Regions from separate parts of the Homo sapiens genome. Here region 1 is linked to region 2. A link is a contact called in ENCODE Hi-C or POLR2A ChIA-PET data. All regions are on one chromosome and are shown on one strand. The core of a region is the stretch at or near the end of the contact, and the rest is flanking DNA. Distances in the headings are between cores, read along the strand shown. Region 1 overlaps PRKAR2B (protein kinase cAMP-dependent type II regulatory subunit beta). Region 2 has its middle 5.4 kb from the start of LINC02577.

Region 1 (7,368 bases), core at 2,164-4,663, 360 kb before region 2:
AATAAGGCTGAAACCTACTGGGCTGCATTCCCAGATGGTTAAGGCATTCTAAGTCACAGGATGAGACTGAAGGTCAGCACAAGATACAGGTCATAAAGATCTTGCTGATAAAACAGGTTGCAGTCAAGAAGCCAGCCAAAACCCACCAAAGTCGAGATGGTGACGAGAGTGACCTCTGGTCATCCTCACTGCCACACTCCCACCAGAACCATGACAGTTTACAAATGCCATGGCAATGTCAGGAAGTTACCCTATATGATCTAAAAAGGGGAGGCATGAATAATCCACCCCTTGTTTAGCATATCATCAAGAAATAACCATAAAAATGGGCAACCAGCAGCTCTCGGGGCTGCTCTGTCTATGGAGTAGCCATTGTTTTATTCCTTCACTTTCTTAATAAACTTGTTTTCACTTTACAGACTCACCCTGAATTCATTTTTGTGCGAGATCCAAGAACCCTCTCTTGGGGTCTGGATGAGGACCTCTTTCCTGTAACAAAAGGATAACTTAAAGCATTCTTGTCTCAGTCCCATGTTTTCTTTTGAGAGCCTAGTGCGCGTACAGGGCCGTGAGCCATCTGCTACTTACAGAGTGATGCAAAGATACAAAAGACACAGTTCCTGCCCTCAGACAATGGACAGATGAAGTGACTGATGGATCCTGGGTCTGGTCAAATTTAGGCCTATCAAAGCCAGTAATGGAGACTCAGAGATGGACATACAAACTCGTAATGTGTGGGCCTAACATAAATCTCCAAAGTCACACAATGTACTGTGTTCTGGAAGACGTAATATAAACATAAATTACACTAGAAACAAAAGAGATTTTTAAAATATTTCAGACTGTAAATATGACGCAGTATATAACTGGTATGATGCAGTACATGAATCTTTATAAAAACGTCCTTTTTAAGAAGACCTCATTTTAAAAAGAGCAGGTATTGATTTAATGCTTCTCCTCTAGGGCATCACCAAAAACTTGAAGATGTTGAGTTTGACCAAATAAAAAAGTCGAGGTAAGTTACAAAAGTTGACTCTATTTTCACATTTGGAATATGGCAGCAGAGGTTCACTCCTAAATAACTATACAGCAATGACTAAGCATAATCTGAGATGAAGGAAGCAGAATATGTACATCACAGTGCAAGACAAAGTCTGAACAGCACGTGCACTCATACCAAGAGTGGGTATTCTAGAAATACCGAACCCAAAAATTAGAGATTTCCAAATCCTTATAAAGGACCAAAAAAAAAAAAAAAAAACCTCACCTTAAAGCCAAGTGAAATATTACTTTTAATCTGTATAATACACAGATAATGAGTTTATACACATTCAAATATAATTACTACCACTGGCTGTAAAGAGAAACAATCCTCCATGGGCCCTGAGCATCCCTGCATATTCCTGATGGGTACGAAGAGGGCAAGTTCCTACCATCTTTTTACCTGTGCCATTTCTCAGGGCTGTTTTTGTAGCCCTGAGATAACATCTTGAGAGATGAGAGAATATCTTCCACAGGACAAACACCTCAGGCTTCTTTACTTCTTGCTCCAACAGCAGTATATTCCCCCAAACTCAATATTCCTCTCCTGCAGTTCAACCTACTGTGCATTCAAGCATCCGCAAGGGGGCCTTTACCATCACCCCAGGGTGATCAGCTTACAAAGAGGGCAAAACTCAAGACCCTGTACAGTTCTTGACACTGTCACTGGGGGAAAAAACAAAGCCATTTCTATTATTAAGATTTATCTTACCGGATCCAGATTCTTAAACAGCAGGATGTCTTTGCAAGCCTCTTGCAACCTATTTCTTTGATCATCAGTTTTTGGATGTATAATCTAAAAGGACATCAGATTTAAAAAACAAAGACATTAGCCAATACCATCTCACTCAAAGAGATTTTAAAAACTAACAAAAATCAGAACCAACATTAGAAAGAAGAACTGTTAGCGCTCAAGTTTGCTTCAGGTTGGTGCTGAGATTCACTTTTGGTGACTGGTAACTTATGAGCCTACCAAGTAGGGGAACATAATTCACCTTGTTCGGGGGAGGTTGGTATCCATTCATCAATATAGCACTGAAATGTTTTTCAAAAGCATATTTTCCCCTAGGTTAGCAAGTTCATTATGCACACAACTGTGACTGGCTAGGAAGATTCCAAAGCTCCCAGCCAGTGGGGACCCGTACAAAAGGACAACAGGTGCCAGCAGCTACACTGAAAATTTGGACTGCTGTCATTCTGTTTCTACTGAGTTTAATACTCTTTCAGGATGTAATTCTTTCTTTTGAATCTTGATAAGGTCCCTGGAAAGAAGTAAAATGTTTAAATGTATATGGCATTAGATGCCGAATATATTTTTACACATGTGGTATGTACCTGCCCCACAGCGAGCAAGTGATTTTTAGAAGGGAGCAAACAATCATGCACTGCCACTCCAAGAGAATATGTGTTCCAGGGAAAAAGAGTCCAAGGAGGCTGGCTGGTGCACTGATTTCAGAAGGAACTCAAGGAAACTAGTGTGCTATATTCTCACTAAACTTGTATTCTAGAGTGTGAAGAGTGGCAGAATGCCGTGTGTGTAAGTGTGGCTTGCTATCTCTCGAGTCCCTTTTCACTAGCAGGAGGCTCAACTGACTTGGACCAAAAGGTCCACTCTTTTGTGAACATGAACAGTTTGTAACTATAAAATGAGTTAGAGGGGCAAGGGGTAGTCCTAAAAGCAGCAGACACGGAGTTGGTTTTCCTGAAGACCTACACACCACCCTTTCCTATTCCAATGCTCACTCAAAGAGTGACCACAAGAGCTGATGGGCAGGTACCTTGCCTCTTCAGGCAGCCTGCCCTACCATCAGAGCATCAGAGCTCACAGAATCAGGCAGCAGTGGAGTTTATAGCCACAAACATCAAAACTCACAATGGGAAATTTAAATCAGCATTTCAAACCACATCAGATGGCTAAAAATTAATGAAAATTATAAGCCTGAAAAGAATTGGGGAAACTTATAGTATTGCTAAACTATTTATATGTAAACTATTGATATATATACCATTTATTTGCATTATGTAAAGACTACATGAAAGAACTACTAGCTAGTAAGAGAAAGGGTCACTGCACTTTCCCCTCTAAGGGTAAGGTAGATGTAAACCTTTGTTTACTATCTGCCCAATATTCATCTCAAACTAGATTCTAAGATGACACACAAACACAGACAAAGTAGATCCCAGGGACTTCTCATTCACTGCTGCATAAGAAACCTTTAAAATTCAGGTATTAACCAAACCACACCAACCAAACTTCACTTCCTCCTACTTCAAATAAGGAAGGCTAACACACTAAAACAAAACAGAAAGTCATTTCTCACTTCACAAAATCCATCTAGAACTTCAAACCAAAGCAACCGAGATGTCTGCCTGCTGAGAAGCTGTTCTCAGAAAGGAAAGGGGGGAGAGGAGAGTGCATCAGGCATCAGTATCGTGCACCTGCTTCGCTCTGGTCAACTTTATGTCTTTCTCTCCAACCCATTCAATTCCTATAAGCCTTCACACAGAAATCCAGCTTTTTCCTCTTCTCTCTTCTTCCTGCTACCTCTCGTACCAATGACGACTTTTTTTTTTTTTTTTTTTTTTTGAGACAGATTCTCACTCTGTTGCCCAGGCTGGAGTGTAGTGGTGCGATCTCAGCTCACTGCAATCTCCGCCTCCCGGGTTCACGCCATTCTCCTGCCTCAGCCTCCTGAGTAGCTGGGACTACAGGTGCCTGCCACCACGCCTGGCTTTGGTTTTTTTTTTTTTTTTTTGTATTTTGTATTTTGTATTTTTAGTAGAGACGGGTTTTCACCATGTTAGCCAGGATGGTCTTGATGTCCTGACCTCGTGATTTGCCCAGTTCAGCCTCCCAAAGTACTGGGATTACAGGCGTGAGCCAGCGCGCCTGGCCTCTTTTTTTTTTTTTTTTTTTTTTAAGACACAGTCTTGCTCTGTCACCCAGGCTAAAGTGCAGTGGTGGTGCACTCGGTTCCCTACAACCTTTGCCTCCTGGGTTCAAGCGACTCTCCTGCCTCAGCCTCCTGAGTAGCTGGGATTACAAGTGCCTGCCACTGTGCCCAGCTAATTTTTGTATTTTTATTAGAGACAGGGTTTCACCATCTTGGCCAGGCTGGTCTCAAACTCCTGACCTCATGATCCACCCGCCTTGGCCTCCCAAACTGCTAAGATTACAGGCATGAGCCGCTGCACCCAGCCCAATCACCATTTCTAAGTAGTATTTTTTTTCTCAGCCCCACCTCCATCACTATGGTCTACTGCTCTCCTCCTGTTTCCCTTTTCCCTCACCCTGCCATTACTCCTCAGCACTCAGAGTCCACTCTCTGTAATTAACCTCGTCGGTAAAATCCCTCTTCACTGGGGAAAGTAAACAGCCAGAAAGCGGGTGTGGTCTCTGACACTCCAGCTCCTCTGTACTGCAGCCACCTGCTCTGAAGATGCTCTCCTACATTTTTCCTCTGGGGCTTAGCATGATCCCACCTAAGGGATCTCTCTCTGGATCACTGAGGCCTCAGCAATACACCCAAAGTGTGATTTTAGTGTACTAGAGGCCACTTTGGTTTTCATTAAAATTCATTCCTGATTTCAGATAAAAATTTTATTTGTTAAACAAACATAGCATAAATACATGCCAGGTACTATTCTAAGGGCTTTACTAATATTAACTCATTTTATCCTAGTGACAGATCCCATGAAGCAGGTTAAGAAATTTAGAGTTAAGGAAATCAACTTGCCCAAATCACTTGTCCAATGTCATCCAGTCCACAAGGTGCAGAGCCAGAATTCATGCCAGCCAGGCCAGCTACAGAGTCTATATTCTAAACCAGGGATCAGCAAACTACACCTGCAGGCAAAGCTGTTTTTGTATGTATGGCCTCTAGGCTAAGAATAATTTTACATTTTTTTAATGACTGGGGGAAAAAAAATCAAACAAATGATAATATTTCCTGACACATAAAATCTATATTAAATTCAAATTCAAGCGTCATAAAGTTTTAATGTAACCCAACAGACATGCCTTTCATTGATGTATTACCTACAGCTGCTTTCAAGCTACTATAGCAGAACTGAGTAGTTGCAAAGGAGACCCCATGACTCCCCAAAGCCTAAAATATTTACTCTCTGAAAATAGTGCATTTTTCAGTTAAAAAAAAATTTACCAAAAAAAGTTTGCCAACTTCTGCTCTAAATTTCTGCTGCCTTTCCATTAAAAAAAAAAAATTAGAAAAACAGTTAACAAGTAAGGTTTTAACTTAGACATTTTCTTTAAAGAACACTGTATATCGGTCAGGCACAGTGGCTCACGCCAGTAATCCTAACAGTTTGGGAGGCCAAGGTGAGTGGATCACTTGAGGCCAGGAGTTCAAGACCAGCCTGGCCAACAGGGCGAAACCCCATCTCTACTAAAAATACAGAAATTAGCCAGGTATGTGGTGGTGCATGCCTGTAGTCCCAGCTACTCGGGAGGCTGAGGCATGAGAATCACTTGACCCAGAGGCTTGGGGGCTGTGTTTTGATTCCTACACTGTTTCACTGTTTCTTTAGCACTTCATGTTTTTTAACTTTTCACTAATTTATTCACTTGTCTGCTTCTGCCACTAGACTGTAAGCTCCAAGAGGGCAGAGACTTGTCCATTTGCTCACCACTTTACACCTAGCACCAGGCCAGATATACAGGTGGAACTCCAAAAAATTTTTGTGGAGAAACATAAGAAATACTCTACCCTTATTAGCTCTTCTCTACCAGTTTCTACATGCTAGATCTAGATAACCCTTACATTTTCATTTATTAAAGGCATTCCAACTAAAATCTGTTATTTTCCAAAATGAGTCTTAAGTATTTACATTTTCTTTGAATTCATATCAGACGATAAATTTCTGTTTATACTACAGACTTACTGATTTGGTGAGTCTCAGAAGTAATACAAAATGTCCAAATGAAATGTAATTTTATCACAATATAGTATACATTTTCCTCATAGATATTTCCCAATATCCTTCTACATCTAAATAATTTTGAAATCTGTAATAATCATTCCCAAGCATGTGGTATGGTTTGCTTCATAGTTGTTGAGACTAAAGTAAGTATAGTTTTTAGTAACACATTTAGAGGAGAGAATACTCAACCTAATTGATAACCTAAAAGTACTTTGCTATAATCAAACATATAATACATTAACAAAAAAACTATTAAATATAACTTTAAAAGGTGTTACAGGGGACAGATCTTAGGGTAAATACACACCCCACAAAGATTCCTCCTCCTCTAGTAACTGCCCTTATTTACAGAAGTGGTTCCCAAGTAGGTTGGACTTTTTGACCCTGGCCCTACCCTGGGCCAAAGCTGGGTCCATCAGAAACTCTTTGGAAATTGGAATTTTGAACTGAGAGACACAGTAATAGAGATGGGTAGCTGAACCCGTTTCAAAGACACTACGCTAAGTCTTACACTCTTGCTCTTGATGGACACCAGAGGCGGGCTGGCTCCTGCCTGCCAGGCCTACAGCTTGGCCTTTGAACGCTTTCTGCAGTTCAATATGATCTCCAAGCATTTGTCTGATAATCTCTCCCCAGTGTTTTCTTTTTCACATTTGTCTCCATAGGGTGAGGTTTTACACAGTCAAATGAATCTTAACTGGTATAGCCTCCCCAACAAAACTATTAGAAATTAGCTGGAGTGAACCTGCCAAAACACTTTATTTACCTCATCAATTAAATGGCAGCTAAAATTCAAGGCCTAACAGCTTTTGAATCAATGAGATACTGCATATTGTTTTTAAACTGTATTGCAAATGTTCATTAATTTAGGTTTTTATTAATTTAAACCAGCTCATCTCGATTGCTCTGATCTCAATTACTAAATTTTATCATACTCATTTATACACAAATATAAAGAAGCATGTTGTCTTCATTGCCACCCGGTATTGTTTCTGCTAGATACATAAAGTATACGGTAGGCAAGGTCTAGTTTTTCAGACTATACAGAGGGGTAACAGCACATCACAGATTAGTAAAAATACCTTAATCCTAAAACAACATCATTTCCAGGCTAGGATTTATAAACTTCATGAAAAGAACTGAAGTTCTAATAGTGAGAAATGAGCTTCCACAACCCTGGTAGTGGGAATCCCCATGGGTCCAGGAATAAAATGAGATTTCAAGATCTTCCACGTTGTAAGCCTCCTGATACCACTGGATTTTACATAAGTTTCAAGGAGCTTAATGATGTAACGACTTAGGGACGTAGTAGCTGCTTCTCCACATGAAACCTCAATCTTACTTATGTACTTTTCAGAGCTACAAAAATAAGTTTTTGTTTATACT
Region 2 (7,586 bases), core at 4,030-6,529:
CCCAAGGTCCCATGACTTGTCAGTGGCAGAGCCAGGCTGGAATTTGACCCTGCATTCCAGGAATGAGCACCTTTATTATACCATGCCAGGCCAGCACCAAAATTCCAGGACTGCTTTTACAAGTGTTACATTTAACCAGGGTTCTTAATTACTAGCTGGTAAGGAATTTGCATAGAACCATATGGATGTAGATCAAAATCATGTGATTAAGTGTTTCACAAGTGGTAAATTACATATATGTGTATATATATATGAATGAGAGAATTAAAATTACTTTAAAAATATATTTAATTTTAAAAAAAGCCTTGGGATCATCTATTGAGATGAAAACAGTAATGTCATGGAAAGATTACCAGATGTCTACAGGAACTGACCTCCCATCTTGCCCTGCCATTCATTGGCTGTGGAATTGCTTCATTTTCCAGTCAACAAAACGGGGATGTTGATGACTGCTGTACCTTCAATAAACACTCTGAGGATAAATAAAATAGAATAAGTGGAGTGTTCCGAGGGTTTCTTACCTTCCTAAAAGAATTAAAATAGGAGACTTAGGCTTTAGACCACAACTTGTTTAACTTATGTTGCTGATGACTACAAGTTTCCTTGCAGTTATGAGTCAGTGATTCTCAGGAATTCCTTTTTGCACCACTTAACCTTTAAACTGTTTTCTTTATTGAACCTTAGATTTAGAAGACTGAGAAATCACCTAGAGATTTCTCCTCTCAGTTCAACTACCCACTCATAGAAATGCTGATACAGAACTTATTCCTGTGCAAGGTAGTTTATTCCGTGGTTGGAAAGCCACAATATAGAAAAATGTTCATGTTATTGAACAAAAATTTATCTCAGTGTAATTTTTTTGTCATTCATTTTTATTTTATTTTTCTATAGGTTATTGGGGTACAGGTGGTATTTGGTTACATGAGTTAAGTTCTTCAGTGGTGATTTGTGAGATTTTGGTGTGCCCATCACCTGAGCACTATATACTGCACCCTATTTGTAGTCTTTTATCCCTCACCAGGCTCCCACCCTTCCCTCCAAGTCCCAAAAGTCCATTGTATCATTCTTATGTCTTTGTGTCCTCATAGCTTAGCTCCCGCATATAAGTGAGAACATACCATGTTTGGTTTTCCATTCGTGAGTTAATTCACTTAGAATAATAGTTTCCAATCTCATCCAGGTCGCTGTGAATGTCATTAATTCATTCCTTTTTATGGCTGAGTAGTGTTCCATCATATATATATAATATATATATTATATATATTATATGATATATATATAATATATGTATTATATATATTATATGATATATATAATATATGTATTATATATATTATATGATATATATATAATATATGTATTATATATATTATATGATATATATATAATATATGTATTATATATATCATATGATATATATATAATATATGTATTATATATATCATATGATATATATAATATATGTATATATATATCATATGATATATATATTATATATATTATATGATATATATATTCCGTCATGTATATATGATATATGTATCATGGAACCAACCCAAATGCCAATCAATCAATTAGTGGATAAAGAAACTGCGAGATATATATATATATATATATATATATATATATATATATATATATATATATTCCATCATATATATGTGATATATATCATGTATATAATTCCATTATGTATATATGATATATATATATATATATTCCATCATATATATATCATATATATATGGTTGAACTACACTGGGCTTTAACTACACTGATCTATGTTTCTTCCATCTTTTAACATAAATAAGTCATTGCCTATATTCCATCATATATATATGATATATATATATCACAGTGTAATTTTTAACTGTAATCTTAGTTTTTTTTGTTTTGAGTTACATAGATTTTATCAATTCTTAAATTATTTGAATTCAACTATCAAGTTTCTCCTAAATTTTCAATGTTGTAGTAAGAAAGAAGATAGCATTATTAAGTGGCTACTGTGCAATATTAACACTTTTATCTGGGTGTTTTCAATTAAAACTCAAAATAAGTTAATGCCAAGTAACCTCCATTCCTGCATTGATGAGACTAGTAAAGTTGCTAAAACCATAAGCCCTGAATTTAGGCACACCTGGATTTAAGTCTTGGCCACTTACTAACTATAAATTGCAGAAATTACTTAGCCCCTCAGGCTTAGCTTCCTCGCTGATAAATTTTAAAAGCAATAATTCTAATGATAATGTGGTGGTTATGAGGTTAAAAAATATAATGCCTGGGCAACATGATGAAGCCCCATCTTTATGAAATATATATAAATTAGCCAAACATGGTGACGTGCCTGTAGTCTTAGCTATCGGGAGGCTGAGGTGGGAGGACTGCTTGAGCCTGGGACGGGGAGGTTGCAGTGAGCTAAGATTGTGCCATTGCACTCCAGCCTGGGCAACAGAGCAAGATCCAGTCTCAAAACATATGTATATATGGCATGTGACTATATAATGCATAGTAACTGTTCAATAAATGTAAGCTATTGGTATTATTAGTCTCTCTGTCTCTCTCTTTTTTTTTGGCCTTATGTTTATCCCAAATAATTTGTATTTTCTTTGTTTTGGGCCTGATTTCTATATGAAGAAATAGTTTTGAATTGTCTCCTCGTGTATTAGCTCTGTCTCCCTAATTTTTAAATTGAAATATTCATAAACATGCATTCTGTGGTTTTCATGTTTTTGACAAAAATATTGAACAGAAATGAGCAAATCATAAATTCTTGGAGTTTGCCTTTTAAGGTGGAAGTCAAGTCTTTGGCCAATATTCTTTGGGTGACATTGAATGCCTAACTATGCAGCAAACCACCAGTCATCTTGCTGTTACCTGGGCCCTCATTCCTCCATCTTAACAACAAAAGGTGTGCATCACGATATTTGGCAAATGCTATGCTAAAACCAAGGCATACCATGTGCATGCCTTCCTCCTGACACACAGGCAACCAAATCTAAGAAAAGAAGTGAGACTGGTTGGCATGACTTGTTCTTAGTGAATTCACACTGGTTAGTATTTGTTTACTGTATCTTGCCTACAAATCATCCATTTTAGAATTTTGTTTGGCGTCTGCATGAGGCTCATCAGTTTACATACAGATCTCATTCTTTCACTATTTTTAGAAGTAGAAACATTTTCCAGCCATTAGTCACCTTTTCCATTCTCCTTGATTCTCAGGAGCAGTTCTCTGATCTCATCTGCAAACTCTTTTGATACTTTGGGATAGAATTTGTATTAACAGAAGTTTTGAAGTCATTCAGAGTAAGTGAAGATTTCTCTTACTATCTCTTTTTCTATTGTAGGTTTTAATTCTCTCTTCATAATGTTTGCTTCAAAATTGATGTTCATCTCTCTTAGAATATGGAAGGAAGCAGAAAATTGAATGGTTCTTTGATTATGTTATCATTTGTTAAGGTTATATTGTAATTTTTTTTTTTTTTTTTGAGACAAGGTCTTGCTCTGTGGCCCAGGCTGGAGTGCAGTGGAGTGAACATGGCTAGTGAGGGTTTACTTTCTGGGCTCAAGTGATCCTCCCACCTCAGCCCCGAGTAGCTGGGAACACAGGCGTGTGCTACCACACCTGGCTAATTTTTTACAAAGTTTTGTAGAGATGGAGTCTCACTTTGTTGCCCAGGCTGGTGGGCAAGAGGTCCTCCTGGGCTCAAGTGATCCTCCTGCCTTGGCCTCCCAAAGCATTAGGATTACAGGTGTCAGCCACCATGCTTGGCCTAAGGTGATATTGTCTGAGATACAGCATAGGTTTTTCTTCCCAGATCTTTTCTTGGCTACGGAGATTAAAAAGAAAAACAGCTTTCTTGCTGTCTTTAGTATTTATCTCCGCCCCTACTTTATTTTAAGACTTTATTCTCATAATACTCTAAACAAATTTTCCCTTTCTTTTATCGCATGCTTGGGTCTGTCCACCCCATCCGTCCTCTGAGCCATAGGAACCTCGAGTCTTACTACTCCAGATCTAACCCTCCTTTTACCTCCTCTCTGAGAACTGTGTGCTCCTAGACTATTATTCTATTCTTGCTGTTTATGTTTTCAGCACAAGCTTGTTTATGGTCAATTATCTGAGATTATTTCTATTATATTTTCTTTCCAGACAGCATATCTTTCCTCCTAAACAGGATCATTTTTGTAATGCTCAAGTAATCCTGTTTTCAGAGTCTACATTCCTCTTCTAAACATATTCCCTTGGGCACTATTATTTTCCTTACTTTTTATGAAGCCCCCTTTCTGAAGGTCTGACCATTACCTTTTTCACTATTATAAACATCAAGGCCATTTTATTCCAAGGTTTGCTTGTTTCTGCATTTGACACCTCCTTCTTTCTTGTTGGAATCCAGGACAAAAATTTCCTAAATGTATTCCTTTACCTGCTGAGGGAAAATTGTCAGTAACCCAAACCAAGAACAAACTCTCCGTCTGCTGTGCGCTGGGTTGAATGTGTGCCTTTCCCCAGCTTATGTTCACCTGGAGCCTGTGAATATGACCTTATTTGAAAATACAGTCTTTGCAGATGTAATCAAGTTAAGACGAGGTCATACTGGATTAGAATGGGCCCTAAATTCAATATAACTGGATCCTTATAAAAAGAGGAGCATTGGGACACAGGGACACAGACAGGGAGAAGATCGTAGGTGGAGACTGCAGTGATGCATCTAGAAGCCAGGGAGCACCAAGGGTGGCAAGCAACTGCTAGAGGCTAGGAAGAGGCAAGGAAGGTTCCCTAGAGGCGTCAGAGGAAAACATCAACCTGCCAGCACCTTAGTTGCAGACTACTAGCTGCCAACACTGAGATAATAATTTTTTGTTGTTTTAAGCCACCTAGTTTGTGGTGATTTGTTATGGCAGCATCAGGTAACCAATACATGTGGTTAATAGCAGGATACCACTAACTGGTTCCAGGTGGCCAATTCTGTAGCAGTTTTGCTACATGTATCAGAAGATAGCATGGCTATGTGGCAAGAATATAGACTTTAGGCTTAAAGACCCATGCTCGAGTCTTAGACCTACCACCGATGAGTTGGGCGATCTGCAGCTGCTAAAAGAAAAATTTTGGACAAACTAAATTTAACAGAGTTTAATTGAGCAAAGAATGTTTCATGAACTGGGCAATCCCCAAACCAGAATAGATTCAGACAGACTCACGTGAAAAGGATTTATGAACAGAAAAATGAAAGTGAAACAGAAGTGAGGAATAGGAACAGCTGGATTGTTACAGCTTGATGTTTGTCTTATTTGAACGTGGTTTAAACAGTTGGCCATCTGCAATTGGCTGAAGCTCAGTGATGGGTACAAGAGCAAGTTACAGTCTGTTGATACATCCAGTTAGGTTACAGTTCACTATGTGCAGAGAAACCTTTAGCCTCAACTTAAAAATATGTAAGGAGGCAGCTTTAGGCTAAACTTAATTTAACAGGGCATGGTCAATTAATCACTTATAACTTCCATAAAATAATGATAATGTATTATTCATCTGATAAGTCTTCTCTGAGATTGAAGAAAATGTGAGAAAGCACATTTTAAGTTATAAAGCCCCAACAAAGGCTATTGTATTGAGCACCCTTGACATAAGTAACTCCATCTTAAAAAAAAGACTCCATCTTACATTTCACGGGACATTTTGCCAACAGGGATACGATGTTTGCTTAATAAATTTGTAATAAATAAAGACTGCATCCAACCAGATAAGGGCATAAACAAGCACACACTTCCACTATCAGTCCTCTGGTGGTCGTAAAAAGAGCAGGGCTTCAGCAGCTCAAAGCGGCCATCTTAACTGACATGCTCTTACTGTCACTAGTGATCAACACCTGGCATCTGCTGCTGAAGGCTCTGCCCACATCAAAGACTTTTCCTTTCAAGACCTTTCCTGGACCGCCGAGCACAGACCAGGAGATTCTTTCTGTCTTCATCGTCACTTTCCTCGGACTACTTCATTAATCCTTTTTCCTATTCCCTTTCTCTTGATGTTAAATATTACTTTGGTGTGGAATGTTTAATCTTAACATTTATATGTTGATGAAATATACTACTATATATGGTTTGCAATGTTGACTGACTTGTGGAGTGGCTTGAGCTGTGTGCTCTGACTACGGAGTGAACGAGAAGTACTAAGGAGAGAGTTGCCTTCTTGAGAACTCCATGTAGCTTGTGGCTTTTGTGGTTAAAATAGCATCAGTAAAAATCTGACATTGTGGAGACACAAACATGCATGGACCTGGTTATCTCTGACTTTGCCCTGCTCATGAGAGCTATCTAGGATTGTTTTACCCAATTTCCTTCATGTGCTGGGTATCTGTATTACAGTCCTTCAAAGATACTACTTCCATCTCTTTCCGGGTTTATCCCCTTTTAAATACTTCTACTCTCAGATTTTAAATTTCCATTGGAATATATATATTCTTGACATACAATTTTCCTATCCTATCCTTTCGAGGAAACGTTTTCCTTTTGAACAAGGTATGCATGCTCTTTTAATGTTGTATTCCAGGTATGCATCTCATCAGTAAGTCTCAATGATCCTGAGACAGTGTTTACCAATCCTTATCTAAAAATCTTCAAAGTATGGATACGGTGTGCATGTGACATATACACATTTGAGTCCTAGAGTTTTTTTAGGTCTACTTCTATGACATCATCTCTGGAGAATTATAAGGTTTCTCTTCTGTGGGATCCTTGCAGTCTTTCATTGTGTCTGGTTTTGAGTAGTTTATGTCTGATTTATCTTTTCCTGAGATTTGATCTCTTCTTCACTCTTGTGCTGGGTACGTCTTTTTGCCCCACCCCCTCTCTCTGCCCCTGGCACCCAGTGGATTTGAAATAAGCTTCTTCAGATTTTCTTCTGGCTGACTTTTCATTATTTGCTTCATGCAATTTTGTTGTCAGGCAGACATTACTCTGAGTTAGAATATTATTGTATAGTTTTTAAAAAACTTTTTAAAAAAGCTCCCCCTTTTTTCTCATAGCCTAAAAATAAAGTAGATTTAAGAAGGAATCCCCCCTGCCCCAATATCTGAGAGGCCGTCATGTGGAAAAGGGATTAGACTTACTCTACATAGACTCATGTGTGGAGATTACAGAGGCAGTGTGATCCTAATAAAATAATAAAACTTTTCTAATGATCAGAGCTGTCCAAAAACAGAATGGCATGCCTTGTGAGGCAGACAGCTCTATTTCTGGAAATGTTCAAGGCAAGTGCCTTAGGTCAGGTTCTCTAGTAGGAGAGCCTGAAATGGAGTGACTCATTAAGGGAGTGGGTTCAGGAGAAGCCAGTAGAGGAGTAAGCTGAGCAGGGGACGGGAGGGGAGGAAGCTGGGCAAAGATGCGTGTACGCTAAAGTCTGACCCCAACCTGATCCTGCGGGAGTTCTGGGGCATGAATGGTATCACAGAATTGTCCTTCCTTGGGTCTTTTGTGCTTCTTCATCAGTCAGTCATTGCCTGTGTGCTGCCTATGGAGGGTGTGTGTGTTGGGTAGGGAGGCATACGCCTTACAGGCATTTCTAGGCAAGACAGCTCTGCTGAAGGCTATTC

What was found. A loop is a pair of places that touch in the nucleus more often than their neighbours do. ChIA-PET counts read pairs that join two places held with the same protein, here RNA polymerase II (POLR2A). Pooled maps may share reads with other maps.
Region 1: a loop to region 2 is called in a pooled map, with 8 times the contacts of the local background. The contact joins two enhancer-like sites. A Hi-C loop is called at or near these places in 3 of 37 single-sample maps with no recorded cell type and 8 of 50 pooled maps. POLR2A ChIA-PET finds 5 or more read pairs at or near these places in 2 of 52 experiments (T-cell and activated T-cell).

Annotation. Positions count from the first base shown.
Region 1 is chr7:107,122,681-107,130,048 of GRCh38, reverse strand. PRKAR2B (protein kinase cAMP-dependent type II regulatory subunit beta) reads right to left here. Exons shown (of 11, transcript NM_002736.3): 4 at 1,754-1,837. Among named protein-coding and RNA genes, the nearest start is that of HBP1, 43 kb to the left of the region's middle. Within about 2 kb of position 3,413, at least 6 of the 41 ENCODE cell types and tissues checked have a DNase peak (open chromatin) inside an H3K27ac peak, as active enhancers do.
Region 2 is chr7:106,765,869-106,773,454 of GRCh38, reverse strand. No RefSeq gene overlaps it. Among named protein-coding and RNA genes, the nearest start is that of LINC02577, 5.4 kb to the left of the region's middle. Within about 2 kb of position 5,279, at least 4 of the 41 ENCODE cell types and tissues checked have a DNase peak (open chromatin) inside an H3K27ac peak, as active enhancers do.